Regions from separate parts of the Homo sapiens genome. Here region 2 is linked to region 1. The links are chromatin loops, found by intact Hi-C in ENCODE. Cell type or tissue: heart left ventricle. All regions are shown on one strand.

Region 1 (8,000 bases):
ACCCACTTGCACTCTCAGTCTCGCTCTGTCTCGAACACACACACACTGCACATGCACATAAGCAAACACACACACAAACACAGACATGCACCCAAGAACATGAGGGCACACATGCAGACAGGGCGGTTTCTGCAGCTCTCCCTTGTTCTCCAGGTGCTCTCTAGGACCCGGGACGCCTTCTGCTGTGGCCACTGCTTCTCCCTGTATGAGCTTCTGATGGGCAGTGATGGTCTCCTGGCACAGGTGCCCAGTAAAGGTCTGCAGCAAGGATGGGTGGATGGGTGAAGAGACGATGGGTAGGAGTGGATTAAGGCAGTCATGGGTGCCTCTCTCCTTAGTCCTCACAATTTCACTTAGATGGGTTCATAGCAGTGGCTGGAAACAGCTGTCTGTTAACAACAACAACAACAAAAAGCCCACTTCAATGACCTTTAAAATAACTTCCAAATAACAAGCAGAACTAAAATGTAAAAGTGCTTCTCTCCCTTCTACATGGAAGCACCGGAGGGCATTTCTGACATGGGCGTTTGGGTAGATAGACAGCACTTGAATATGGTTGGCCTGGGTGGGTTTATGTTACCACTCCGTGGGAAACTGTCCAACTGTGTTTTTATTTCAGAATTCCCATCCCTGCTTTTCACAACAGGCATACAAATCTCTCTCCTGGGCTAGGGGATGGTCACAGTGCTCTCTCTCTCTTCCCCTTTCCTCATCTCCCCTCATCATGCACTTATGGTAAAAAACAAAACAGGCCGGGCGCGTTGTCTCACGCCTATAATCCCAGCACTTTGGGAGGCCAAGGCGGGCAGATCACGAGGTCAGGAGACCATCCTGACCAACATGATGAAACCCCGTCTCTACTAAAAATACAAAAATTTGCTGGGCATGGTGGCACATGCCTGTAATCCCAGCTACTGGGGAGGCTGAGGCAGGAGAATCGCTTGAACCCAGGAGACGGGGGTTGCAGTGAGCCGAGATTGTGCCATTGCACTCCAGCCTGGCGACAGAGCAAGACTCCAAAAAAAAAAACAAAACCCTAACCTGATCAATAAGCCAAAAAAGAACTGAATTCTCACGTGGACTCCCCTACGTATACCTATCCTATACCTATGAGGTATGACCTTAGCAGATTAACCTCTCGATTTCCTCTTCTGTTAACTATGCATACTTCACTGGGTTGTTGTTTGCTTGTTTGTTTGTTTGTTTTTATGAGATGGGGTCTCGCTCTGTCGGCCAGGCTAGCGTGCAGTGGTGTGATCTCCGCTCACTGCAACCTCCGCCTCCTGAGTTCAAACATTTCTCCAGCCTCAGCCTCCCGAGTAGCTGGGATTACAGGCACGTGCACCACGCCTGGCTGATTTTTGTATTTTTAGTAGAGATGGGGTTTCATTATGTTGGCCAAGCTGCCCTAGAACTCCTGACCTCAGGTTATCCACCTGCCTCAGCCTCCCAAAGTGCTGGGATTACAGGCCTGAGCCATCGTGCCTAGCCTGGATTTTTATGAGAACTACATGAATCCAGGTTGGTTTATACTTTTCTAATTGGGGAGAAATTCCCTTGAGAAAATTCAGAAACACATTGAAGATTTTGGAGCCACAGGATAAACACGTTTCTTCATGTTGAAGTGGCAAAGATTTGAAGAAATCATACTGTATTTCCTGTTAAAGCAAACATGACTCAGAATAGAGAATAATGCAGAAATGCAAGAATTTTTAAGCTAAAACTCAGGACTGGAAAGAAACGTCAAGCTTGGAACTCGTAGTGCCAGGCTCTGCCCCTCATCTCACCAAAGCTCAGTTTCTCCCCCGTTCAGGGTTGAATTGTGCCCCCCAAAAAGAGATGTTTTTGTCCTGACCCCAGTACTTGTGAAGGTGAACCTATTTGGAAACTGAATCTTTGCAGAGTAATCAAGTTCAGATGAGGCCATTAGGACGGACTGTCATCCAATACAACTGTCCTTATAAGAGGAAGACAATGGTACATGAGGACAGTGACACACAGGGAGACGCCTCGTGGGGACAGGCAGAGGCCGAGGCACTGCCGCTGCAGGCCAGGACACCGGGGGCTCCCGGCCAGGCCAGCGGCTGGAAAGGCAGGCAGGATTCTGCCCAGAATATCAGAGGGCCTGGCCCTGCCCCTGTCTTGATTTTGGACCTCCTGGCTCCCAAACTGTGAGGGAGTAAATGGCGGAGTCTCAGCCACCCCAGTCTGTGCTCTGTGGCAGTGGCGCAGTATCACACACTCCCTGACTGGGAAAAGGGTGGGAAGTCCTGCAGCTGGCCAGAGAGAACCGGCAGACCCGTTTCAGTCCTGTTATCCTGCCCCGGCGGCCGGGCCAGTTCCCCCCGGGAGCCCCGGTGTCCCCCTCCTGTGTGTCCTGCTGGTTCCCGGCAGATGCTCCGGGCGCCACTGCTCTGTTAGCCGCTGTTGGCCTCCTCCTGTCACATGTTTATGCTTGTAGTAGCAGAATCCAAATCCGGGCCATTATCGCAGGTGGCGGGCCTTAACCTGGCAAGCCTGTGAACCCTTCCCAGTGCTGCCCTGGAGAAGGGCTGGCCGCTCAGGCCCTCACAGCCTGAGAGCTCGGAGAAGCTGCCCCCAGACTCTCAGGGCCCTGTGCCTGCCCCAGCCACTTGGGCCTGAAATTAGCGAGGGGCCACACATAGGGGCCCAGACCAGACCCCAGAGAAGTCCCCTGCCCCTGACTTTCCACACATGGCAGCAGTGAGGTGTCTGCTCCCTGGCTAGGGCAGCATTGTTGAGCCCCCACTGGAGCTGGGCGTCTCCCTGCTCTCAAACAAACCAACTGTGCACAGTGGGGCAGGGACGGTTTCCTAGAGGAAGTGGGGCTTAGGCTGACTCAGGGAAGGGCAGTTTCACTGATAGGATCTGTTTACCCGCCTGACTTCTCCAGCATCACCATAAGCTCACAGGGCTGGAACGGATTCAGGTCGCCCAGGCCCAGGGCATGGGAATTGGAAAACGTTTGTTGAGGTGAATCAAAGCTAGATGGAAGGCCAGGCACGGTGGCTCATGCCTGTAATCCCAGCACTTTGGGACACAGAGGTGGGCGGATCACTTGAGGTCAGGAGTTCGAGACCAGCCTGGCCAACATGGTGAAACCCCGTCTCTACTAAAAATACAAAAACTAGCTGGGCGTGGTGGCGGGCACTTGTAATTCCAACTACTCAGGAGACTGAGGCAGGAGAATCACTTGAACCCGGGAGGCAGAGGTTGCGGTGAGCCCAGATGGCACCATTGCACTCCAGCCTGGGCGACAAGAGTGAAACTCCATCTCAGAAAAAGGAAGAAGAAGAAGAGGAAGAGGAGGAAGACGAGGAGGAAGAGGAAGAAGAAGAAGAAGAAAGAAGAAGCTGAAGAAGCTGGTTGGGAAGAAAGGGAATGCGATTCTATGAGGCTGGAGCCAAGACGAGCTGAAGAAGCTGGTTGGGAAGAAAGGGAAGGCGATTCTATGAGGCTGGAGCCAAGACGAGCACTGGAGCAGAGGTTCAGCACAGCGTCCAGGGAACAGACAGTGCTGTGGGGGGAGCGTGGGGGAGGAGGGGGTGGCAAGGACCCCTGTCCACCATCCTGGTGGGGGCCCAAAGGTGCTTTCAGTGTCCTATCACTGCCATGGCTGCTGGCAGAAAGTCCTGGCAATGATCTCGCACGTCTGGGGCTCAGGAAGGGAAGCCCACCCGCCCACAGGAAAGGGATGCCTGAGTGGCCTGGCCAAACTCTGCCCACATCTCCTCTCTGGCAGGACGCATGCTACCCAGGCCCAGTCCCGATCCCAGGACAGCACCCACAGGAAGGCTGCCAGTGGTTCTCCTGGAAGCAAAGACTCCAGCTGCCTGGCTTCTCCCTTCCCCAGGGACGCCTCCATCCCAAGCTCTGGCCAACAGGCTGCCCAGGCTCCCTGGGAACCCCTGGGTGCCGTGGCGAGTGGGGGCTGTGGTCTCACCCCCGGGCACGCCCTTCCTCCAAAGGCCTGGCCAGTCCCAGTGCATCCTGTGCTGAAACTCCCAGGGGATGGGGTTGGGACAGCCCAGCAGGTTCCAGAATGCTCTCTCCTCTGTCCACCCTGAGTTAGAAGTCTGTGTGGAGGCCCAAAGGTACTTTAAGTGCCCCAGCACTGCCATGGCCTGGGAAGCCAGGACACACAGGCTGAAAGAGTGAGGTCTTCCCATCAGAGACCCTGAGCCCCGAAGCTTTGGAATCAGCAGCGTTCAGCGCGATGGAGGCGCGGTGCCACCAGGTGGCGCCGTCAACCCCTCACTTAGGGCTAAGCGCCCTGGCCCCTCTGGATGAACCAGCAAGGGCGGAGGGGGACACCGGAGAGCGAGACGGCCTCGCTAAAGAAGGCCCCCTGGCCTTTCAGGATGAGGGGCTCAGTCAGCCCAGTGATGGGGACTCCGTGAGAACTGAGCTGTGAAAACGTGTTGGAGGCACAGTACCCACCTCTGCCGCGTCTGAACCCAGATTTGCCAGGAAGGCTCTTGCTTTCTCAATCTCTGTTCCCCGGTCATCACGAATACCCTGTGCTGGTCACTTTGTGCATCCCCATTTTTTTTTTCTTCCAAGGATACGGTCACGTGGGCAGAGCTGCAGAGACAGGATCCTAGACAGGCAGGCCTTGAATGCCAGGGCAGGAGATTGCTGAGGATTCAGAAGATCTCGGGAAGCTTCTTAAAGGCCCTCGACCCCTCTCGCTACCTATGAGGGCAGGACTGGAGAGGAGAAGGGAGAAGGCCGGAGACCAGGGGCAGCCCCCATAGGAAGCAGACTCCAGCCGCCTGGCCTCTCCCTTCCCCAGGGACGCCTCAGTGCGGGGTAGGCGCTACGGGAGACCAGGGAAGGGGCTGCTGCAATATTCGAGGTGAGAGTGTCCTGCACTGAAGCATGGTACAAAGAGGTGGGCTGGAGAGGGACGGTTCCAAGAGCAGCTGGCCACCGTCTGCTGCCCTGGCGTGCCCGCCCATTGTCCTCACTGTCTGCCACACCCTCCCTAGCAGGCCATACAAGGACATGTCCTCCCAATGTCCTGTCCCCCGGCCTCAGGCTCAGTCTTTCAGAATTGGCCTCCCTAATCCCATTCCGTCCAGGCTCTGCTAAGAGACAGCCAGGGAAGCTTGCAGGTGAATGTGCGTCTATGAGCAGGCGTTGTGCATGCAAACAGCCCTGCTTGGTGACGCTGAGCATTTTAACAGGAGCCCTCAGCAAGCAAACTCTTAGTCAAGGGGGTGACCCCTAGTGACATTTCAGGCTTTGGGGAGACCAAATCTAGAAGTCTTCTGAAGTCCCTGAAATCAGAGAAATGGGACCATTCTAATAACCAGAAAAATCAGCTTCCTTTGACCCTAGGCGTCTTCTCAGGTCCCCAAGGACAATCTCCTGCTTAATGCACATGACATCATGTTGACCCATTGGCCCAGGGTTAGCCTTCAGCTCTGCCCCCACCCTAGATCCTACTATAGCTGGAAGGTGGCGACCATTTGAACGTGGGACAAGGGACCATTTCTCCCTAGCAAGATGAAGTCACTTACCCAAGCCTTTGTGACAAGTCCGCATCAGAGCCAGCCCAGAGCTGCATCTCTTCCAGCCCTAAGACTGATGAGATAGATAGATAGATATTTGCCTTCAGAACAGGAAGGCTTTTTGTTAATGACTTTTTGTTAATGTTTCAGGGAGAGGAGCAGAGGAGCTCAGTCCAGTATGATTGGCATTTGGTGAAACCTAGTGGTGCAAATGTTCTGATTGGGATGTAACTAACACTCATCCATCTAACCCCTCTAATGTAATCCAGAGTCAATGCACCGTCTCGAGTCTCCCTCTCTCTTCAACACCCCACCCACCTCGCGTCAATATGGAAATACCGTCATTAAAGATAATTACCGAAGGAACAAGCCCCCTGGAGAGTACAACCATGAGGATAACATGCAAAAAGAAAAACTTAAAGCTCTCCATGAAAATTTACTAAGCTAAGGCAACAGAACCTTCTAATGAGTCCAGGTGCGGGCACCATGAGGTCTGTGTGAGGAAGGTCTGGTGACCTCTAAAAAGGACAGCTGTGGAAGAGGCTCAGGCAGGAATGGCGGATCCACTGTCGGCCTCACTGTCGGCCTCGCCCGGGAATCCGTCTTCATCTTTTCCCTTCTCATGAAGCTGTCTGTTGCCAGGCTGGCTATGGGGCTGCCTTATCCACACAGGAAGCTCACTTTTTGAGAAGGCAGCTGAGCCACGTGATGTCAGACGGAGCAGGGACTTCTGTTTGTCAGTGTCAACCATCTGGGAGCCAAAGGTGTTTCCACAACCACAAGAACCGGTTGAGATATTTTACTTGGATCTCTGGGCATTGCACACATCTGCGTTCCAGCAAGTGACCTCCACGCATGGAGGCAGCGGAGAGGAAGGGAGCTAGCTCCAGGAGCCGCAAAGCTCAGCACATTGGCTACAACACAGCCGGCCGATGACTCTAACGCCAAGAAGGAACTCTGGAAGAGAGGAGATCGTGGTTTATGACTCTCTGTGTCCTCCACACAGACAGCAAAGCACCAACAAAGGATAAAAAAAAAAAGAAAGAAAGAAAGAAAGAGAAAAACCAATACAACATTGATGAATTACGACTCCTTAACATACTCTGTATCCTGTGAGAGAAGTTAATATTCTCCCATTCTCATTGATGAAAATCAGAGGCAGGAAGAGGCCCAGAGGTTTAACCACACTGGGATGTTTCTCTGTGTGTGCGTGTGTGTGTGTGTGTGTGTGTGTGTGTGTGTGTGTGTGACAGAGAGAGAGAGAGACAGAGAGACAGAGTCTTGCTCTGCTACTCAACTCACTGCAACCTCCACCTCCTGGGTTCAAGCAATTCTCCTGCCTCAGCCTCTCAAGTAGTTGGGATTACAGGCGCCAGCTGCCATGCCTGGCTAATTTTTTTTTTTTTTTTGTATTTTTAGTAGAGATGGGGTTTCATTATGTTGGCCAGGCTGGTCTCGAACTCCTGACCTCAAGTGATCTGCCCACCTCGGCCTCCCAAAGTGCTGGGATTACAGGCCTGAGCCACCATGCCTGGCCAGATGTTTCTTAAGGACAGCTTGCCCATGTCCAATCCACAGGGGCCTATAGTCCTACACACTAGTCTGGACTATTCCTAAAATCCACCAGTCACTTTGCGGCCTGCAGATCTTGCCCGTGGACTCCCTCTCCCCGACATTTCTTTTCCTTTTCTCCCCCAGTACAGTCCTGGTCCTGATCATTGTTTATAGGCTTTTATTTTTATTTTTGAGACGGGGTCTTACTCTGTTGCCCAGGCTGTAGTGCAGTGGCGCGATCACAACTCACTGTACCTCCTGGGCTCAAGCAATCCTCCCACCTCAGCCTCCCAAGTAGTTAGGACTACAGGCAAACATCGTCGTGCCTGGCTAATTTTTAAATTTTTTGTGTAGCTGGTGATCTTACTAGGTTGCTCAGGCTGATCTTGAACTCCTGATCTGAAGTCATTCTCTTGCCTCGGCCTCCCGAAGTGCTGGGATTATAAGCATGAGCCACTGTGCCTGGCCTATGTATGGTCTTTTTAAAGCCAGCTTCTCAAGAACCTTCTATAATTCCTCTGGCCAGAGTTTAAAAAAAAGAAGAAAAAGATGGCCAGGCAGAGTAGCTCACGCCTGTAATTGCAGCACTTTGGGAGGCCGAGGTAGGCGGTTCACCTGAGGTCAGGAGTTCGAGACCAGCCTGGCCAACATGGTGAAACCCCATCTCTACTAAAAAAACAAAAAAAATAGCTGGGCATAGTGGCAGGCGCATGTAATCCCAGCTACTCAGGAGGCTGAGACAGGAGAATCGCTTGAACCCGGGAGGCGGAGGTTGCAGTGAGCCGAGATTGTGCCATTGCACTCCAGCCTGGGCAACAACATCAAAACTCTGTCTACTAAATTGAATATCTGCACACCCTATGAGCCAGCAAGTCCACTTCTAGGTTTACAGCCAACAGAAATGCATGC
Region 2 (8,000 bases), 280 kb after region 1:
ATTACAGGTGCTTGCCACCACGCCTGGCTAATTTTGTATTTTTAGTAGAGACGGAGGTTTTGCCACGTTGGTCAGCTTGGTCTCGAACTTCTGACCTCAGGTGACCCACCTGCCTTGGCCTCCCAAAGTAGTGGGACTACAGGTGTGAGCCACCGCACGTGGTGGTTTTTTTTTTTTTTTTTTTTTTGGAGACAGAGTCTTGCTGTGTCGTCCAGGCTGGAGTGCAATGGCAACCTCCACCTCCCGGGTTCAAGCCATTCTCCCTATTCAGCCTCAGAGTAGCTGGGATTACAGGCACCCGCCATTATGCCTGGATAATTTTGTATTTTTGTAGAGACGAGGTTTCACCATGTTGGCCAGGCTGGTCTTCAACTCCTGACCTCAGGTGATCCATGCGCCTTGGCCTCACAAAGTGCTGGGATTACAGGTGTGAGGCCGAGCAATCTGATTTCCAAAAAGCATCCTGCGTTTCGAAGAAAGTGAAATCCAAAAGTGAAGAGAGGCTCCTCCTGCCCCCACGATGGCGTTAGGCATATGGCCTGTGCAGCACCACTCGGGTTCTGGATGAGCACACAGCAAACACGGAGTTTTGGAGTCTGCAGTGGAAGGAACCCTGGATAATACTCACTCTGGGAACAGAGCCCTGAATAAGGTAGTGACTCCTCCAAAGCCACTCAGCACGTGCTCCAGAGCAGTGCTTTGTTGAGGGCTGTGGTGTGCTGGGCACCCTGTGAGGCTCTGAAGTTCCCTCAGCAGCATAATGGGGTAGATTCTGTGAACGTCCACTTGATGGACAGGGCATGGAGTCTTGGGGAGCCTAAGATACTTGCCCACAGTCACACGGCTAATCCATGGGGGAGCCTCGGGGTCTCCCTCCAGGGACCATGCCCTTCTGACACCTTCCTTAACCTGAGGCCAGGATCCTGGCTCCCGGCCGTGACCTCCATCACCAGCAAGCCACTGATACTAATAGACCAGCAGACAGTTGCACAAATGGCTTCAGTGGCATCTGTAAAGCATGTGTACCTGTCCTTGAGGGAACTCTCTCCCAGACTGGAGCCGGGTCGGCATCTTCCACTCCTGAAAGGATCAGGGTCCATCTTCCAGTTCGTATAACCTGGCACCCACGTGCCCGCCTCTAGTGGCCAAATGCGTGAGGGGATTATTTGGATTTGTGTGGCATCTGAACCATCATTAATTACATTAGGCTCTCCACTGCATCTCTTAAGTCCAAATGAGATCTGAACACCAGCTGCCCTTAGAGCAAGCTCGGGTTGCCATGGTAACCGAGCCATCCTGCTCCTCTGGACTCCAGCAGTCCAAGTAACACCACTCGGGTCTTGGCTACAAAGCTCAGCTTTCAGCAGGCCCGTCTCTCACCTCTAGCTGCCTGTTTCAGAACACTGGGTGGGGAGCGGAGAGCTTAAGTAAGGTACTTTCCTTGATCTGATCTTCCTCTGATTAGCCTATCAGCTAGTTCACATGCATTGACTGCGCACCAGCTGCATGTGAGGCCCGGTGCTGAGCGTGGGTATGGGGGTGCCTTTAGCATATGGAGATGGAATCTAAAGTCTAGGGAACATGTCGTTTGTAATTCTGCAAACACTTGTGGCCCGGCTAGTCTCAGGCATTGTGCTAAGCACTGTGGGGAGATGAGCTTGACATAGACCGACCCTGCCCTCAAAAAGCGTGTACCGACTGGGGAGATAAAAGGGTGAACAAATAACTGCAGTCCAGCGGGATAAATTGGATAGAGCTCGCACACAAAGTCATGGGGCAAGTACCTCTGCCTGGGGGCATCAGGGCAGACTTCCCAGCAGAGGCAGGTTTTGAACTGCTTCTTAAAAGATAGAGGTTGCTGGGCACGCTGGCTCACGCCTGTAAATCCAGCACTTTGGGAGGACAAGGTGGGTGGATCACTTGAGGTCAGGAGTTTTGAGACCAGCCTGGCCAACATGGCCCATCTCTACTAAAAATACAAAAATTAGCTGGGTGTGGTGGCACACGCCTATAATCCCAGCTACTCAGGAAGCTGAGACAGGAGAATGGCTTGAATCTGGAAAGTGGAGGTTGAAGTGAGCTGAGATCGTGCCACCGCACTCCAGCCTGGGCAACAGAGTGAGACTCTGTCTCAAAAGAAAAAAAGATAATTAGGCGTTCACCAGGCAGAGACAATGGAAAAGGGCTGTGCAGTCATGCAGCCAAGAGAGAAGAGCATCGGCAGCCCAGCGAGCCAGTCGGGATGGGAAAGCGTGCGGGATGGGAGGGGAGGTGGGTGGGTCCAGATTAGAAGAAGCTTGACCGCTGCTGAGCAGGTTGGTTTTCATTCTGAGGACTGTGGGGAGTTTATAGAGTGAGTTTCAGCTGCCCAGCACAGGAAATGGAATGGAGAGGACAAAACAAAAGGCCCAGAGCCCAGCTGGACGGCTGGGACAGTGGTCCCGATGAGCTGGGGCGAGGTGGGGTCTCTCCTTCCAAATGGCAGCATTCTTCCATCTCAGTAGCAAACTGTGGAGCTGATACTTTGATCCTGAATGGGTTTGCGGGGGCCAAACCCTTTCCTTCACCATTTGTGCTGTCAGGGGGAACAGGCATCTCAAGAGGGTTGTTTCCTGCCTTGCTAATTTTTTGTATTTTTAGTAGAGACGGGGTCTCCCCATGTTGGCCAGGCTGGTCTTGAACTCCTGACCTCAGGTGATCTGCCCGCCTTGGCCTCCCAAAGTGCTGAGATTACAGGTGTGTGCCACCGGGCCCGGCCAATCCAGATCCCTTTATTTTGCTTTATTTTCTTTCCATAACCCTTTGCCTTCTAAGGTACAATTCAATGTACTTATTGATTATGTTTATCAATTGTTATACTTATTGGTTGCATTTACAGTGTCTGAACCTCAATAACTATTTGTTACCTTGCTGAATAGTGTGAGAGGAGGATGTATGACAGCCTCTCTCTTCTCCGGGACAAGCCTGGGCAAATAGTCCTCAGAACTGCTCCTCATAGGTTTTTGTTCTTCTAGGGCAGGGATATTTCTAGCCACATGCACATTGTCTGTCTGGAGCAGGAGTGGGGTCTGTTCCCAAGTGCCAACTCTAGGGAGCAGTGGCGCTTGGGAAATGGAGGCACTCTGGATTCAGGGGAAGTCTTCTATCTGTGTGCTGTGGATAAACTACTTCATCTCACCGCGCCTTCAAGTGCAATGAATAATAAATGCCCACCTGGCTGTGTTGTTGTGAGAAGTGAATACAATTAAAAGTGATTATGCATGTTGAGGAATCAGTACAGCATGTAGAAGATAACGAGGCTCAAACAGTGAGCTATAAACGGTTTTGCAAAAGACAGCTACTTAAAATTCGAAATACATTTTCCCAGAAAGTCAGTGGAAAGAACCTGTTCCCTGGAGTTCATGAGAAAAGTTTGGTAACTGAGTGGAGAATGTATCACCAGCTGAAGGCTGGTGTCAACTCAGTGACCGGTTTTGAGGCCCTAGCCCCGGCCACCCTGTTCTGGTGATGGGTGGGGCTGCTTTAATCATAGCCTTATTTTACCTTTGGCTCTGGACATATGAATAGGGTTGGAAATCAGAGCTCAAAGGACAGAGCCGGCGCAGCCTAAACGCCATCCTTCCAGGTGGGCAAGCAGAAGCCTGGGGAGAGGGAAGCAGCTCCCCTGGATCACAGGACAGAGGACCAGTGGGAGGACTGCGCAGGGTAGCAGGTGAAGGCCTCCCAGCGCAGCGGCTCCCAGAGGAGTGTGGAGCTGCCCCAGGCGCTAGCAGCCAGTGAGCAGAGAGGGGCTCCACAGGGGTCGGCCTGTCCTCCAAATCCATCCTTTTTTTTTTTGAGACAGACTCTCGCTTTGTCACCCACCTAGAGCATAGTGGTGCGATCTCGGCTCACTGCAAACTCTGCCTCCTGGGTTCAAGTGATTCTCCCTCCTCAGCCTCCTGAGTAGCTAGGATTACAGGCACATGCGACCACACCCAGCTAATTTTTCTATTTTTAGTAGAGACAGGGTTTCACTATGTTGGCCAGGTTGGTCTCCAACTCCTGACCTCAAGTGATCTGCCTCTCTCAGCTTCCCAAAGTGCTGGGATTACAGGTGTGAGCCACCACACCCAGCCCCATTTGATGCTCAGCTGACTGTGTCAATACCTGTGTGCAATGTGGAATAAAAATGTCTCTTCTGCAATAAGATGTCTCTTCTGCAATAAAAATGTCCCAGTGTCTTCTATATAATGAACAACTGCATCCTGCCCTCGCCTCCAAACCAGCCCCCACCCGGCGGCCCCTGTTCCTTCAGGTCGTGTTTCAGGTCAGTTTCTCCCAGTTCCTCCCAGCAGGAGAGCCAGAGCTTTTCACTGCTTCTGCCTGGGGGAAAAGGCCCTGAGCCACTGCGAGGCTGGGGCTCCCCCAGCGGCCGCCAGCGGTACACATTTCCAGGCTAACTCCAGAGCTTTGGCTGGGTGGGGCTCCTGGAACTTCCACACGGGAGGACTGAGGGCAGCCTAGTCATCTGCCCCTCAGTGGAGGGGGTGAGAGTGGCTAAGGGGCTTGACAGATGCCAAGGGGGAAAGCGCACTATTGGATTAGGGTCCTCCATGTATTTGAGGAGGGAAGCACTTGGGAAACTGATGACCCTACCCCCTACCCTGCACCATCACTGGCTCTTAACAAAATTTATTATTTATGTGGTCCTGCCATGTGCAGGGCCCAGTGCTGGAGGAAATACGGAGATTAATAAGATCTTTATGTCTGGCCCCAAACACAGCATGTCGTTCCATTCCACTTGTGGAGCACCTGTTATGTGCGAGGATTGCGCTCTGCAATTGTTTAAAGGTAATCATCCTTAACAACTCCAAGGGCAAGATACTCCTTTGCAAATGTTGGCGCAGTGCGTGCTCAGGAAAAGGAAAAATGGACTCATTGAGGTTCTGAGTGGGAGATGGGGCTTTTGGTAGAATAAAGGACACACACACACACCTGTACACCTGCTGCTTTGGTTCAAATGCATTTCTTCTCTCTTAATAACATCTATGGTACTGGGAAAATGGCATGAGTGGTTTCCCTCTTCTCCCCGAAAAGCCTGCAAGAGTGAGGCGGGGCGGGGGAGGTCTTGGTGGAGGAGGCTGGGGAGGGAAAGTAGTGTTCCTTGGCCTTCTTTTCCACCCTCAGCTACAGAGGAAGATCCAGAGGGTGAAGTCCAGGTGGTGGGCCTGGGAACCCAGAAGAAGGGCCAAGGGACAGGCTACCTGCTCCAATTGTATCCTAAGTCCAGTGAAGTTACATAAGTTTCTTTCCTGCAAGAATTCTCAGGACCTTCACTCTGCGAATGAGAGCTCCAGGAGGGAGATGAGGTGAGTAGTTAACACTTCCCAGAGCTCTTTGTCAAGGAGCATCTCAGGGATGAGTGTTCAGAGGGGGAGGAAGAGAGTCCCACGGCCTTCTGGGGACCCTGAACCTGCAATCATCATGGCAGCATTTCTTGGTGCATCAGAAACTCAGCCTTGACCAAATGCAAGGCACTCCAAAGAGTGATTCTCCAAAAGGTTTCTGAGACTAAATCTATTTGTGGGTCTTTTTTTTTTTTTTTTTTTTTGAGATGGAGTCTCACTCTGTTGCCCAGGCTAGAGTGCAGTGGCATGATCTCGGCTCACTGCAAACTCCGCCTCCCAGGTTCAAGGAATTCTCCTGCCTCAGCCTCCCGAGTAGCTGGGACTACAGGCGTCTGCCACCACGCCTGGCTAATTTTTTATTTTTAGTAGAGACAGGGTTTCACCATCTTGGCCAGGCTGATCTCGAACTCCTGACCTTGTGATCCACCCTCCTCGGCCTCCCAAAGTGCTGGGATTACAGGTGTGAGCCACCACGCCTGGCCTCATGGGTCTCCGCTTCCTGTGTTCAAGCGATTCTCCTGCCTCAGCCTCCCGAGTAACTGGGATTACAGGTGCGTGCCACCACATCTGGCTAATTTTTGTATTTTTAGTAGAGACGAGTTTCACCATGTTGGCCAGGATGGTCTCGATCTCTTGACCTTGTGATCTGCCCGGCTCGGCCTCCCAAAGTGGTTTTTTTAAATATATTTTTTATTTTTTTGAGACAGGGTGACATTTGTCACCCAGGCTGGAGTGCAGTCAGTGCTCACTGCAGCCTGGACCTCCTAGGCTTAAGCCCAGCTGGGCTTGAGTGATCCTCCCGCTTCAGTCTCCTGAGTCCTGAGTAGCTGGGATTACAGGCATGTACCACCATGCCTGGCTAATTTTTAATTTTAATTTTAATTTTTAGAGATAGGTCTTGTTTTGTTGCCCAGGCTAGTTTCAAACTACTGGCCTCAAGTGATTCTCCCACCTTCACCTTTCCAAAGTGCTAGGATTACAGGTGTGAGCCACCGTGCCCGGCTCAACTGATGTTAGTTCAGAATCTGTACCAGGCCTACTCTGAGAAAAGACTTTTTCTAATTCAGTCTTCTAAGATTATTGTAACCCTGGGAAGATACCTAGATAGGCATAGTTATTAGTAAAGAAAGGAATGAGAACCATGGAGTTATCCGTCAGGGTCCTGGCAGAAAACAGCTGGCACCCTCAAATGGGTTCATTTGAGAAGAGCTTAATAAAGGAACTCTCTGGGGAGCATATATTCAGGGCAACTCCAATCTATGTCTCCGAGGTTAAAAAATAAAAACAAAACAAAACAAAATAAAATAAAATAATAAAGGAACTCTCTGCAGGTGAAGGAAACCCTAAGGGTGGTGCCATACCCTGGGGCTAGGAACAGTGGGGTGGACAGCGAGCAGTTACCAGACCCAGAGAAGCAGGACTGTATGAGGACAGGAGTTGAGACCTCTGATCAAGGGATGCAGACAGCCTATGGTGACCCTCACAGAGTGAGCCAGAGAGAATCACCCACCTCAACTGCTCCCTCTCAGTCTCCTAGGGACACTCCCTCCCATCGCCTGAACCTGCTGGAATGAGGCCATGGGGAGGCTCTTTGCTGCCTCCACCCAGGCCAGGGCATTCCCCTCCCTCCCTGAACAGAGTGGAGTGGGACATGGGGATGCATCTGCAGGGGCTCCCGAAAATGCTCTTTGTGACTTTGTGAGCATTTTATTTATTTGCAATAGCAAAGTATTCAAGTGAATCGGTTATAATAATTTGTAAATATGACTTAAGTCACTTATGAGAATTGATATAAATTTGCAATAATTTAAAAAATATTTAAGACCCCCTCAACCCCCCCCCACATATATTTTTGAGATTGGGGTCTCACTATGTTGCCCAGGCTGGCCTCAAACTTCTGGCTTTAAGTTATGCTCCTGCCTCAGCCCCCCGAGTCACTGTGACTACAGGTGTGAGCCACTGTACACCCAGCATAACATAATGATTTTTAAGGTTTTGTTTTACATATAGTTGGTCTTGACTTAGGATGGCTCAACTACAATTGCTCAACATTACAATGCTGTGAAAGAGATACACATTCAGTAGAACCTGTACTTCAAATTTTGATCTTTTCCTGGTCTAGCAATATCGGTAAGGGACTGTTTGGCCATGATGGGCAGTCATAGCTCCCGTCAGCCTGGCGATCACGAGCAGTAAACAGCCAGCACTGCACAGTGCACTGTGTTGCCAGCAATCTCTGGATACTGTATTTTGTGATTATACATCCCATAATGTCTACACAATGCCCATCTGCGTATGGAATCCAACCCTTTGTTATAAAATAGGCTCCTGCTGGACGACTTTGCCCAACTGTAGGTAATGTAAGTGCTCCAAGCACCTAAGGCAGGTGAGGCTGGGCTGTGATGTTCAGTAGGGTGGGTGTATTAGATGCATGTTCCAATTATATGTTCAATTATGATGGCTTTATCAGGATGTAACCCATCATAAGTTGGGGACTGTCTCTCTATTCAAGTGTTGGTATTTATTTATAGAATACTGTCTAAACATCAAGTTCAATTATGATGGCTTTATCAGGATGTAACCCATCATAAGTTGGGGACTGTCTCTCTA

Evidence for each region. Hi-C counts contacts between places; a loop is a spot of excess contacts. Peaks named below come from ENCODE experiments on the same cell type or tissue, not always from the same donor. Only the 100,000 strongest peaks of a DNase experiment are listed, where the experiment ranks them.
Region 2: it touches region 1 in a loop (4-fold over the local background); 21 of 110 quality-filtered maps call a loop at or near these places.

The regions. Positions count from the first base shown.
Region 1 is chr2:9,809,759-9,817,758 of GRCh38, forward strand. It overlaps LOC105373421 (a long non-coding RNA gene), which reads right to left and starts at 4,959. Exons shown (of 3, transcript XR_007086206.1): 1 at 4,462-4,959; 2 at 1-389. RefSeq lists an enhancer at 1-184. In heart left ventricle, CTCF peaks have their summits at 4,250 (motif pointing right) and 4,454; a DNase peak (open chromatin) is centred at 4,269; H3K4me3 peaks cover 500 bases.
Region 2 is chr2:10,093,161-10,101,160 of GRCh38, forward strand. No RefSeq gene overlaps it. Among named protein-coding and RNA genes, the nearest start is that of CYS1, 17 kb to the left of the region's middle. In heart left ventricle, CTCF peaks have their summits at 4,416 and 4,619; a DNase peak (open chromatin) is centred at 4,411; H3K27me3 peaks cover 1,600 bases.